Regions from separate parts of the Homo sapiens genome. Here region 2 is linked to region 1. The links are chromatin contacts, found by Hi-C or POLR2A ChIA-PET in ENCODE. All regions are on one chromosome and are shown on one strand. Each heading gives the region's core, a stretch centred on a gene start or an enhancer-like site at or near the end of the contact. The rest is flanking DNA. Distances are from core to core; before and after follow the strand shown.

What was found. Hi-C counts contacts between places; a loop is a spot of excess contacts on that map. ChIA-PET counts read pairs that join two places held with the same protein, here RNA polymerase II (POLR2A). Pooled maps may share reads with other maps.
Region 2: a map of ascending aorta shows a loop between it and region 1 (14-fold over the local background). The contact joins the promoter of C16orf46 here to the enhancer-like site in region 1. A Hi-C loop is called at or near these places in 1 of 168 maps with a recorded cell type or tissue (ascending aorta), 1 of 37 single-sample maps with no recorded cell type and 14 of 50 pooled maps. POLR2A ChIA-PET finds 5 or more read pairs at or near these places in 1 of 52 experiments (WTC11).

What each region holds. Positions count from the first base shown.
Region 1 is chr16:80,930,218-80,935,463 of GRCh38, forward strand. No RefSeq gene overlaps it. Among named protein-coding and RNA genes, the nearest start is that of ARLNC1, 40 kb to the left of the region's middle. Within about 2 kb of position 1,939, at least 26 of the 41 ENCODE cell types and tissues checked have a DNase peak (open chromatin) inside an H3K27ac peak, as active enhancers do; they include ascending aorta, where a contact is called at or near this core.
Region 2 is chr16:81,074,069-81,079,314 of GRCh38, forward strand. C16orf46 (chromosome 16 open reading frame 46) reads right to left here and starts at 3,170. Exons shown (of 4, transcript NM_152337.3): 1 at 3,068-3,170. C16orf46-AS1 (C16orf46 antisense RNA 1) reads left to right here. Exons shown (of 2, transcript XR_007065137.1): 2 at 2,356-2,530. RefSeq lists enhancers at 2,702-2,841, 2,933-3,593, 3,432-3,481, 3,594-4,252.

The DNA.
Region 1 (5,246 bases), core at 689-3,188:
ACAATTTATAGATGTGGAGGTCTGATGTCCCTAATATTAATCAAAAATAGGTCTATTTTTTTTGGAAGACATGGGAAGTTTATTTTTAAAAGGGGGACAAATTATCAGAATAGCAAAAATAAAAGAGTGGGGAAAATGGATTTTTCTGTGTCTGTGTCTATTATTGAAGCAGCACAGAAATGAACTCAAGGGAAGAAAACTTGAATTCTGCCTTCTTCTCCATTCTCTACCAGCGATCTCACTTAATCTCAAGAGCTGCAAATGGCCCCACATTTACATAAACACTTCTCCATTGTTACCAATGGAGAAGTTAACAACGGCCTAAGGCCGGGCGCAGTGGCTCACGCCTTTAATCCCAGCACCTTGGAAGGCCAAGGCAGGTGGATCACAAGGTCAGGAGATCGAGACCATCCTGGCTAACACGGTGAAACCCCGTCTCTATTAAAAATATAAAAAAATTAGCCAGGCATGGTGGCGGGCGCCTGTAGACCCAGCTACTCAGGAGACTGAGGCAGAATGGCGTGAACCCAGGAGGCGGAGGTTGCAAGTGAGCCGAGATGGCGCCAGAGATGGAAAACAGAGCGAGACCCTGTCTCAAAAAAAAAAAGTCCTAATGGCCTTAGGACACCTCTAGTCCTCTAGTCTTAGAGCTCCCGTCCTTCTCATTAGAAGCCTAGTCTAACTGATTTGGAAAAGCTGGGTACTTGGATCACCGTGTTGAAGTTGGTGCCTAGGTTTTTTAGGCAAGATTCCAAGTCATGTTCAATTATTTATTCATTCAGTAAGTACCTGTAAGTGTCAACGATGTTACAGGCACTGTTCTAAGTACTAGGGGTACAGACCGGGCACAGTGGTTCACTCCGTAATCCCAGCACTTTGGGAAGCCGAGGCAGTCGGATCACCTGAGGTCAGGAGTTAGAGACCAGCCTGGGCAACATGATGAAACCCTGACTCTACTAAAAATATCAAAAAATTAGCCGGGCGTGGCCAGGCGCGGTGGCTCACGCCTGTAATCCCAGCACTTTGAGAGGCCAAGGTGAGCGGATCACCTGAGGTCAGGAGTTTGAGACCAGCCTGATCAACATGGAGAAACCCCATCTCTACTAAAAATTCAAAATTAGCTGAGCGTGGTGGCGCATGCCTGTAATCCCAGCTACTAGGGAGACTGAGGCAGGAGAATCGCTTGAACCCGGGAGGCGGAGGTTGCAGTGGGCCGAGACGGCGCCACTGCACTCCACCCTGGACGACAGAAAAAGACTTCATCGCCAAAAGAAATAATAATAAAATAATTAAAATAAAATAAAATTCAACAATTCTTTCCACTTCACTATACTGTAGTTTTTTTTGTATTGAATTCAAACAAAATTAAATTAATATGAATACTTTTAATGAAAAAGCATCTATTTGTGGTCTCATTTTTATAAAATATTTATATCCTTTAACTCTATGTATACATAAAAATATATCTGAGTAGCGTGCATCCCGTGTTAACTAAAGCTATTTCTCAGTAGTGGGATTTTTCTCTTTTTTTTCCACATGTAAACTTTTCTACGTCCTTTGATTTCTTTGAAACAAGCACGGTATCTCTTTAAAAAGACAACAGATTGGTTGTATTATTAACTACTGCTACCAGAAGTGAATGGGCCAAGATGTTAAGAGGAGAGGAAAGGAGAAGAAGGAGGGGAGGGTGTCAGACCGACGGAGTTGGGGGGAGCAGGAGGCGAGAAAGGGGAGAGGAGCGAGAGAGAGAAGAGGGGGGCTCAAATGACGGAGAGAGCGAAAGAGAGGGCAGGAGGCGAGTAGGAGATGAGCCAGAGGAGAGGAGGACACTGCAGACCCGGGGGGAGGGCAAGGGCGCCGACCGCAGGCCGGGGAGGCTGCAGGAGACTGGGGGCCAGGGGAGCGGGGGAGTCGGCAGCGCCGCCTGGGACAGAGCTTGCCGCACGCTGACCTACTTTCTGGGGCCGATGTGTTTGCAGCCAGAGGTACCGCGGAGCCAAGCCCGGAGCCTCGGGGAGCCGCCAGCGAGCGCAGACTGGGAGGGAGCCGGCCGGGCTCCCCGCCACCCCTTCCTCCGCGCGCCAAGACCTGTCAGTTTCACCCAGCCCGGCTTCCCTGGAAAGGCGGGATCCCTCTGCAGATTTCCAGGCTCTTGGAAGAGGACCGGCGCGTCTATTAAACCCGAGTCGCTCCACGGGCTCTCCGCCCAGAGCACAAGCTGCCTTCCCCCGGGAACTGGACCTCGGCAGCGGCCTGCGCAGAGCCGGGCTCCGGGGCCCTGGCCGCTCTCGGGAAGGCCCCGCGGGTTCCCACCAGGCCAGAGGGAGAACCACCAGGAGGCCGCGCGCGCGCACACGCCGGGCGCCCTCCTCGTGCCGAGGTGGAAAGAGCCTGCGACAGGCAGGCCCAGGTTGTCATTTAGGCTCCGCCACTTTCCGCTCGTGTCCTTGGGCAAGTTACTTGACGCTTCCGAGCCCTATTTTTTTTCTCATTTTTAAGATGGAGAAAATGCCATCCACATCTCAGGGTCAAGGTGAGGATTATAAATAAAATAACGTGTGTGAAAGTGCCTGGCATAGCAGCCGGCACGTGGTGTGTGCTCAATAAAAATGTTAGTTCATCCACTCGGGAGGAAGCTGCTTTGCCGGCGCGTCATGACGGATCCAGGAGCCGGCCAACCGTGCTCTATGATCGTGACCGGGCTATGGCCATCGGTGAACGCTGGTCATAAGCGATTTGTGTCATCGTAGTGCCTGACGCCGGGAGACAAGCTTGGGGAAATGCCTTTTTTCTGAAACATTTCCTATGAAATAGTTTGGCCCCACGCCCACTAACTAAAGAATGAGGCTGGCAGGGCGTGGTGGCTCATGCCTGTAGTCCCAACACTTTGGGAGGCCGAGGCGGGCAGATCAGCTGAGGTCGAGAGTTCTAGAACAGCCTGACCAACATGGAGAAACCCCGTCTCTACTAAAAATACAAAATTAGCCGGGCGTGATGGCGCATGCCTGTAATCCCAACTACTTACTCTTGAGGCTGAGGCTGACGCAGGAGAATCGCTTGAACCCGGGAGGCGGAGGTTGCCGTGAACCAAGATTGTGCCATTGCACTCCAGCATGGGCAACAAGAGTGAAACTCCGTCTCAAAAATTAATTAATTAATTTAATAAAAATAAAAAGAAGGACGCTGTGGATTACTGGTGTAAATAAAAGTAATAAACACTTCAAAAGCGATTGCTATGATACAAACAGAGAGTGCCAGAGCTTTAGGTGAAATCACTCATGCAGCCTCTGGGCAGTGCTAGGGGCAGGTGCACTCACCATGCGGACAACTGAGGCTGAAATAAACGGTAAAGTAACAAGTGGATATTTGTCATTTTGGTGTCACTTGACACGTACTTCCTCTTCATAGGGTGAATATATTTATTTCTTCTGGAGAAATTCCTTGTCCCCACTGTGCCATCTTAGGTAGCTGAAAATCAGAGTTTCTTGCTCTCCCTGAGTCAAGAGTGGGCCCATGATCCCACAGGCCAAAGGGACCTTCTCTTCCTCAGGACTTGGAATCTTGAGGGGAACATGCAAGGACAGAATAAAACAATAACAATAATAATAACAATCATGGGGCATTTTCTTGCTAGTGGTGACACCCTGTCTAGGGTATCATTGCTTGCACACCACCACCCACAGCCTACAAGCCTCATGGGCCCCTCCAGACCCACCACCTCCAGACTCAGGAACCCAGATGAGGTCAGGACAGCTTCCATTTAATGTTCCAAGGGCACTAACATGTGAACTGTCATCTTCCCCTCAGCTCCAAACCTGCGCCTCTCCCAGCTAGTGCAGGCCACCACCGTTCATCCAGTTTCCCAGTGGAGAAAGCTGGGAATCATCCTAGACCCTTCTTTCCTCATCCCCATCCATCTGGTCCCCAGGTCTGTCCATTTTACCCCCTAAAGAGCTCGCAAGTCCATTCCTTCTTCACCTGCCTCAGGTCAACGCATCCCTTTTCTCCTGGAAGGTGGCACTAGCTTCTCAGATGCCTCCTGCCTCTAGGGCTTTCCCCTCCAAACCCATCTTCCACATTGTAGTCAGGGTGATCTTTCTAAATGCCTACCTAGTTATGGCAGGGGCTTAAAACTCTTTAGTACCCTGCCAATTGCCCCTGAATGAAGTCCAGACTCCACATCATGATAACAAGCTTTGCATTCCTTTCCACTCTGCCCCCATTCTTTGCATCTCCCAGCACTCCTACGCAAGCACCCTCCTCTAGCTACGTGAAATCTTTCACTGTTTCCTAGACACTCCTTGCCTTTTTTGCTCCTCTAAGCCTTTGCACTTGCTATTTCCTCCACTTAGAAGGACGCTTACCCTCACCTCTACCTAGAAAACTCCTCCTCATGCTTCAAGAATGAGCTCAAATATCCCCCGTTGAGAGAAGCATCATCTGACTCCCACAGGCAAAATGTAGCAGTCCTTTTGAGTTCCCTACTATACCTGCTCCCCATCCCTGCCGCAGCACAGACTTTACTGCACTGCCTTTACCCAATGACTTATGTCTCCATCTGTCCCCTCCACCCACTACACCAACTCCAGCAGAGTAAGAACTCATTCAGTGATCACTAAGGAAGAATGGCTAAGTACATTCTGGTTGGAGATGGGGAAAGGAGATGGTCTTAGGTTTGCTTTTCCCCAAGCAGATCATGGGAAACTGGTTTGAAATGAACTTCTTCACATTTCTGAGAGTGAATAAGGTATAAGCCTGGAACTGCTAGGTGCAGGTTTGGAGCTGAGGGGAAGATGACAGTTCATCTGTTAGTGCCCTTGGAACATTAAATGGAAGCTGTCCTGCTTCCTGTCCCCATGAGGAAAACACTGCCTGAGAATGGAGCCAAAACAAAGGAAGACGGTGTTAGGAGCTTGAGTGAGAACAAGTTCTGATGGCATCTGAGCCCACAGAGGTGGCTGTTCCTGAAGTCAGTCATGACTCTTGAACTTTTTAGTTGTAAGCCATTCCCTGTTTTTGCCTAAGCCATTTTGTTTTTGTTTTGTTCTGTTTTGTATGGGGTTTTTTTGGTGTTTTGTTTTTTGAGACGGAGTCTCACCGTGTTGCCCAGGCTGGAGTGCAATGGCGCATCTCGGTTCACTGCAACCTCCGCCTCCTGGGTTCAAGCAATTCTCCTGCCTCAGCCTCCCGAGCAGCTGGAATTACAGGCACCCGCCACCACGCCCAGCCAATTTTTATATTTTTGG
Region 2 (5,246 bases), core at 1,920-4,419, 150 kb after region 1:
ATTCGAATGATCTCAAATTAAGTCATCCGCAAGCCTGCAAATTTTGTTCCTCAGTTCTTGGTATTCTTCTCAAATGCAAATCTGAAAACATCTGAAGACAGCTATCATTTTGTCAGATACAAATCTCAAGTTCCTCATCATCTTAAGAATGCAAAATTACCTGTCTCTTAAAATGTGGTGCCTGGAACTGAAAGCAATACCTCAAAAGTGGTCTGACTAGAAGTGTCTGCTTTGAAATCTGACTCCTTTTGATCTGAAATCTACATCTATTAATTAAACAAAGTTACTATATTTTTTTAAAAGTGTAACTCAATCTTTTTTCTTTCTTTTTTTTTTAGACAGAGTCTCGCTCTGTTGCCAGGCTGGAGTACAGTGGTATGATCTCAGCTCCCTGCAACCTCTGCCTCTTGGGTTCATGAGATTCTCCTGCCTCAGCCTCCTGAGTAGCTGGGACTACAGATGCGCGCCATCACGCCCAGCTAATTTTTGTATTTTTAGTAGAGACAGGGTTTCACCATGTTGGCTAGGATGGTCTCGATCTCTTGACCTCGTGATCCGCCCGCCTCAGCCTCCCAAAGTGTTGGGATTACAGGCATGAGCCACCACACCCAACCCTATAACTCAATCTTGATTAACACTGAGCTTGAGGTGAACTACAACTTCCAGATTTTTTTTTTTTTCACATGAATGGCTAAAAATTCCTGTCTTCTTTACTCTGTAACCATGCTGTTGATTTTCTTTTCTTTTTCTTTATTCTTTTTGTTTTACTTAGATGTAGACTCCAAATGCATCAGATCCTTGTAAAATTTCCCCTTTTGTTTTTGGACCATTATTAAACCTGCGTAGACAGTTCGCAACCTAACTCTGACTTCCCACAGTTTGACCATTCCTTCTTGCTTGATGACTCCATTAATTTGATGAGGATGCCTTCTGTATCTCCATCTACATCACGGATAAAGACGTTGAGAAGGATGGGTAAAGGATAATGCCCTCTGGGTATCCCTTTCACTTGGACATTTGCTAATTATTCAACTAGCTGCAAATTCACCTTCATCTTACTCCCTATACAATGACCTGGCCTATGTTTCTAAATCTTTTCTACAGGAATCCAGATCCATCCATTTAGATAGTCTTTTTTTTTAGAGGAACCTACCAAGAGTTATAGAAGTTGATGTCTCTCTCTCTCTCTCTTTTTTTTTTAACACCTATTGCCTAGATCAGGGATAAAGAATACATTCTGGCCAAGCACGGTAGCTCACACCAATAATCCCAGCACTTTGGGAGGCCGAGGCCGGTGGATCACTTGATGTCAGGAGTTCAAGACCAGGCTGGCCAATATGATGAAACCCCATCTTTACCGAAAATACAAAAATTAGCCAGGCATGGTGGCTCACGCCTGTAGTCCCAGCCACTTGGAAGGCAGAGGCAGGAGAATCGCTTGAACCCGAGAGGCAGAGGTTGCAGTAAGCCGAGATTGCACCACTACACTCCAACCTGGGTAACAGGGTGAGACTGTCTCAAAACAAAACAAAGAAAATTCTGAATTGTCAACTCCAAACTAGTGGCTACCTAGAGTGTTGTATTGAGAAGGATCTTATGACCTGACTATAGCAGGAAAAATTTCTGGGGTTGATTAATTATGTCTGCCAGAAAATAGAGTGTGCCACATGTTTGCCAGTCTGTCTATATAGTCAGATTACAAATATCTTACCGTAGCTTCCTATACCTGGTTGACAGATTCCTAATCCATTAAGGGCAGGGGAATGTTGAAGGACCAGGAGAAACCAAGGCCCAGGGTATTAAGTCAAACGCAAGCTGTTTATGTCAAAAGCAGATAGATGGTAATCTCTCAAAACTCCTTATCACCTTGCCTCAACTTCTCATTGGCTCTCCACTGTGCCACACACCCTCATCTTCCTACAAGCTATAGGTTTAAAGGAATCTTAAATTCCAACCAGGGAAAGATGAGTTTCTGGCAGCCTCATTTGGAATTTGAATGAACGTTCCTGTGGGTCGGCTCCTTAACAACCTATGCTGAATGAAGGAATAATCATTAGAAATATTGTTAGCCATGGCAGAAGTTAAGTTTCTTAATACAGGACCAATCTTCACTTACATGAACCAGTTAAATAGGTCCTGAAGACTGACCTGGGCATCCTGATCATTTGTGACACAGTTTCTACAGGAAAATGAGTTGGGAGTCGCATTTAGAAACACACTGGAAGGAGCTGAACCTTTGTCTGAAAGTTAAGCACCCGCGCCACCCAACTTGCACAATTTGTTCATATTTCCAAGAGTATAAATTTTATCCTCCTTGTTAATTATATGTGCCTTCTGCTTATTATATGCCTACAGGTCACAGGAACCTCAAGTATTTCACAGAATGATGCCAAGGAGCGCAGTTTCTACACCATCCCTCCCGATCAGACCACATCTATTCCAATCTCAGTCTCAAACTCTTCCCCTTTTTCAACTCACATTAATGAATTCACTAAGTACCTAGCACTGAGAATAAAAAGCTAAAGCAGCATCCGTCTTCTCTACTCTCACACAGCTTACAGTCCACAGCAAAGCGCAAGTCATCAAACACACGCGCTCCACCTGCCACCCCTAAAGCCCAGGCGCATCACGCTCGGCTCCACCTCTTCATCTAGCCCCGCCCCTTCCTGCAGGCCACACCCCTTTCTCTATCAGGCTCCTCCCTTTATGCCATAAGCCTTTTTTCCTCATCTAGCTCTTCCCCTTCCTCCGCCAGTTCCTACCGTGCCACAAAGACGCCTGCCCTTCTTTCAAACTATCCCATTCAGAAAAGCGTTCTGGATTGCCCGTTCGAATTCCTCCCCGTCCTCCGTCTACCCACCCTTAAAGGGTTCCGCTCCCAACGGATCCTCCTCAGGCCCCGCCCCTCCCCAGACCCCGCCCGCTCTGGGGAAGCCCCGGCACATAGTGCCTCTGCCTTTCGCTCCCTCTCGCTTCCTTTCGAACGAGGCAGGGACTCTCGCTCTGTCGCCTTTGGAGTGGTCCCGGGCCTTGCCCCAGGGGTGGAGAAATGGCCGCTCACACCTACCTGTGGGGCCAAGCGGATGGAAGGCCCCGAGACAGCTAGTCCCGGCCTACTGGCAAGAGCTACTCAGGTCGCTGCCGGATGGGCCGTTGCCTTGGGTTACGACCACGCTGGGGGCGGGACCGCGGCGGAAGTGACGTAGCCCAACAAAGCCTAGCACTGGCGAGGCGGTTCGTGGCATCTCCTATCCGCTCCGGGCGCTGCCGCCGGAAGGGCCAGCGACGGAGGGTCTCAGATGGCGGGGCTTGAGGCCCACCCGGGCTCTCGGGTCGGCGAGTCCCGTTGGGGAGCCCTTGTGCCTGCTAGGATATTTAGCAGATGCCAGGCGGCCAGAAACGTCCTCACTTTTCTCCCTCGGCCCTCTGGGGAACCGCCGTGAGCGTTTCCCACGGACACAAACTTAACAGGCCCAGAACGTCCAGGGAGGACGCGTTGTGAGCCTCAAAGAGCCCACTTACGTGACCGACAGCACCAGGCCGACGGGCACTCGCTGAACTGCTGGCCCGGAGCAGCACAGCTCTTAAGTGGGCAGTGGCATCTTTTATACAAATAAAGGAAGGTGGCCCCACGTCCCTAAAACAACAGCTTGCTGAAGAGAGATCGCAAAGCATCCCCCACTCCAGCTCGGGTCTGACTCCAAAGCCCTTCTGCTTTAGAAAGTGTGACTATTTCTGCTGTAGAAAACCGGTATCTAGGCCAGGCGCGGTGGCTCACGCCTGTAATCCCAGCACTTGGGAGGCCGAGGTGGGTGTATCACCTGAGATCAGGAGTTCGAAACTAGCCTGGTCAACATGGCGAAACCGTGTCTCTACTAAAAATACAAAAATTCGCCGGGTGTGGTGGCGGGCGCCTGTAATCTCAGCTATTTGGGAAACTGAGGCAGGAGACTGGCTCGAACCCGGGTGGCGGAGGTTGCAGTGAGCTGTGATGGCACCACTGCACTCCAGCCTGGAGAGCAAAACTCAAGTCTCAAAAAAAATTTTGGTATCTAAGTTCTCTAGCACTGTGATTGCTCCAATGAGACGGATTCAGCTATAATTCTATTCCAACTTTTTTCATACGTGTAAGCTTAGGTACCTTGTTCACATAAATAGGAAGATGCAAATAAAAGGGGTTTTATTGTATCTCAAGCTAGTAAGTATTAACCAAAAACATTTAAATGTTTTATCAGTTGACAATTTGTTTTGGTCTTCCTTCAGATCTATTGAAAACAGCTGGGCACCGTGGCTCACACCTGGAATCCCAGCTGAGGCAGGAGGCTCCCTTGAGCCCAGGAGTTGAAGGTTGCAGTAAGCTATGATTGTGTCACTGCACTCCAGCCTGGGAAACAGTGCAAGACCTTGCATATTAGAAAAAAGTTTCTGGGAAGTATACCAAAAGTCTTAACTAAGATTTGCTAAATGAATATTAATTAAATAACCTAACGGCAAGTACATGGGGAAGTTGGAGGATCTAGAACCTGACTTCCTTCACACTAACTATTCCTGCATTTAGCAGGTAAAAGCCCGATAGCATGATTGAGTGGAAACATGAAGGGACAAGGGTTTGGCTAGTTATGTTTATAAAAAGTCAACATAGGAATTGAGTCAAGATACCAGAAACTCTACTTATAGTAAGATCCCACTTTGCAAAAACGGAGAATGGAAGCGTACAGAACTGTACCTTCTCCTCAATTTTGCTGTGACTGTAAACTTCCTCTAACACATAAAATGTATTTTAAAGAAAAAAAGCCAGGAGTGGTGGCTTGCGTCTGTAATACCAGTTACTCACAGGAGAGGCTAAGGCAGGAGAATCACTTGAGACCAGCTTGGGAAGTGTCACAAGACCCCATATCTATTTTTTAAAATTAAAGGGAGATGGGTGGGTGCGGTGGCTCACACCTGTAATCCCAGCACTTTGGGAGGCTGAGGCGGGTCAATCACTTGAGGTCAGAAGTTCAAGACCAGCCCAGCCAACATGGCGAAACCCCATTTCAAAACCCTAATACAAAAATTAGCCGGGTGTGGTGATGGACGCCTGTAATCCCAGCTACTCAGGAGGCTGAGGTGGGAGAATCACCTGAACCCGTGAGGTGGAGGTTGCAGTGAGCCAAGATCGCACCATTGCACTCCAGCCTGGGCGGCAGGAAAGGCCTGTTGCAGGGAAGAAAGAGGAATTTAATCCTGGTGTAAAGAAAGGCACC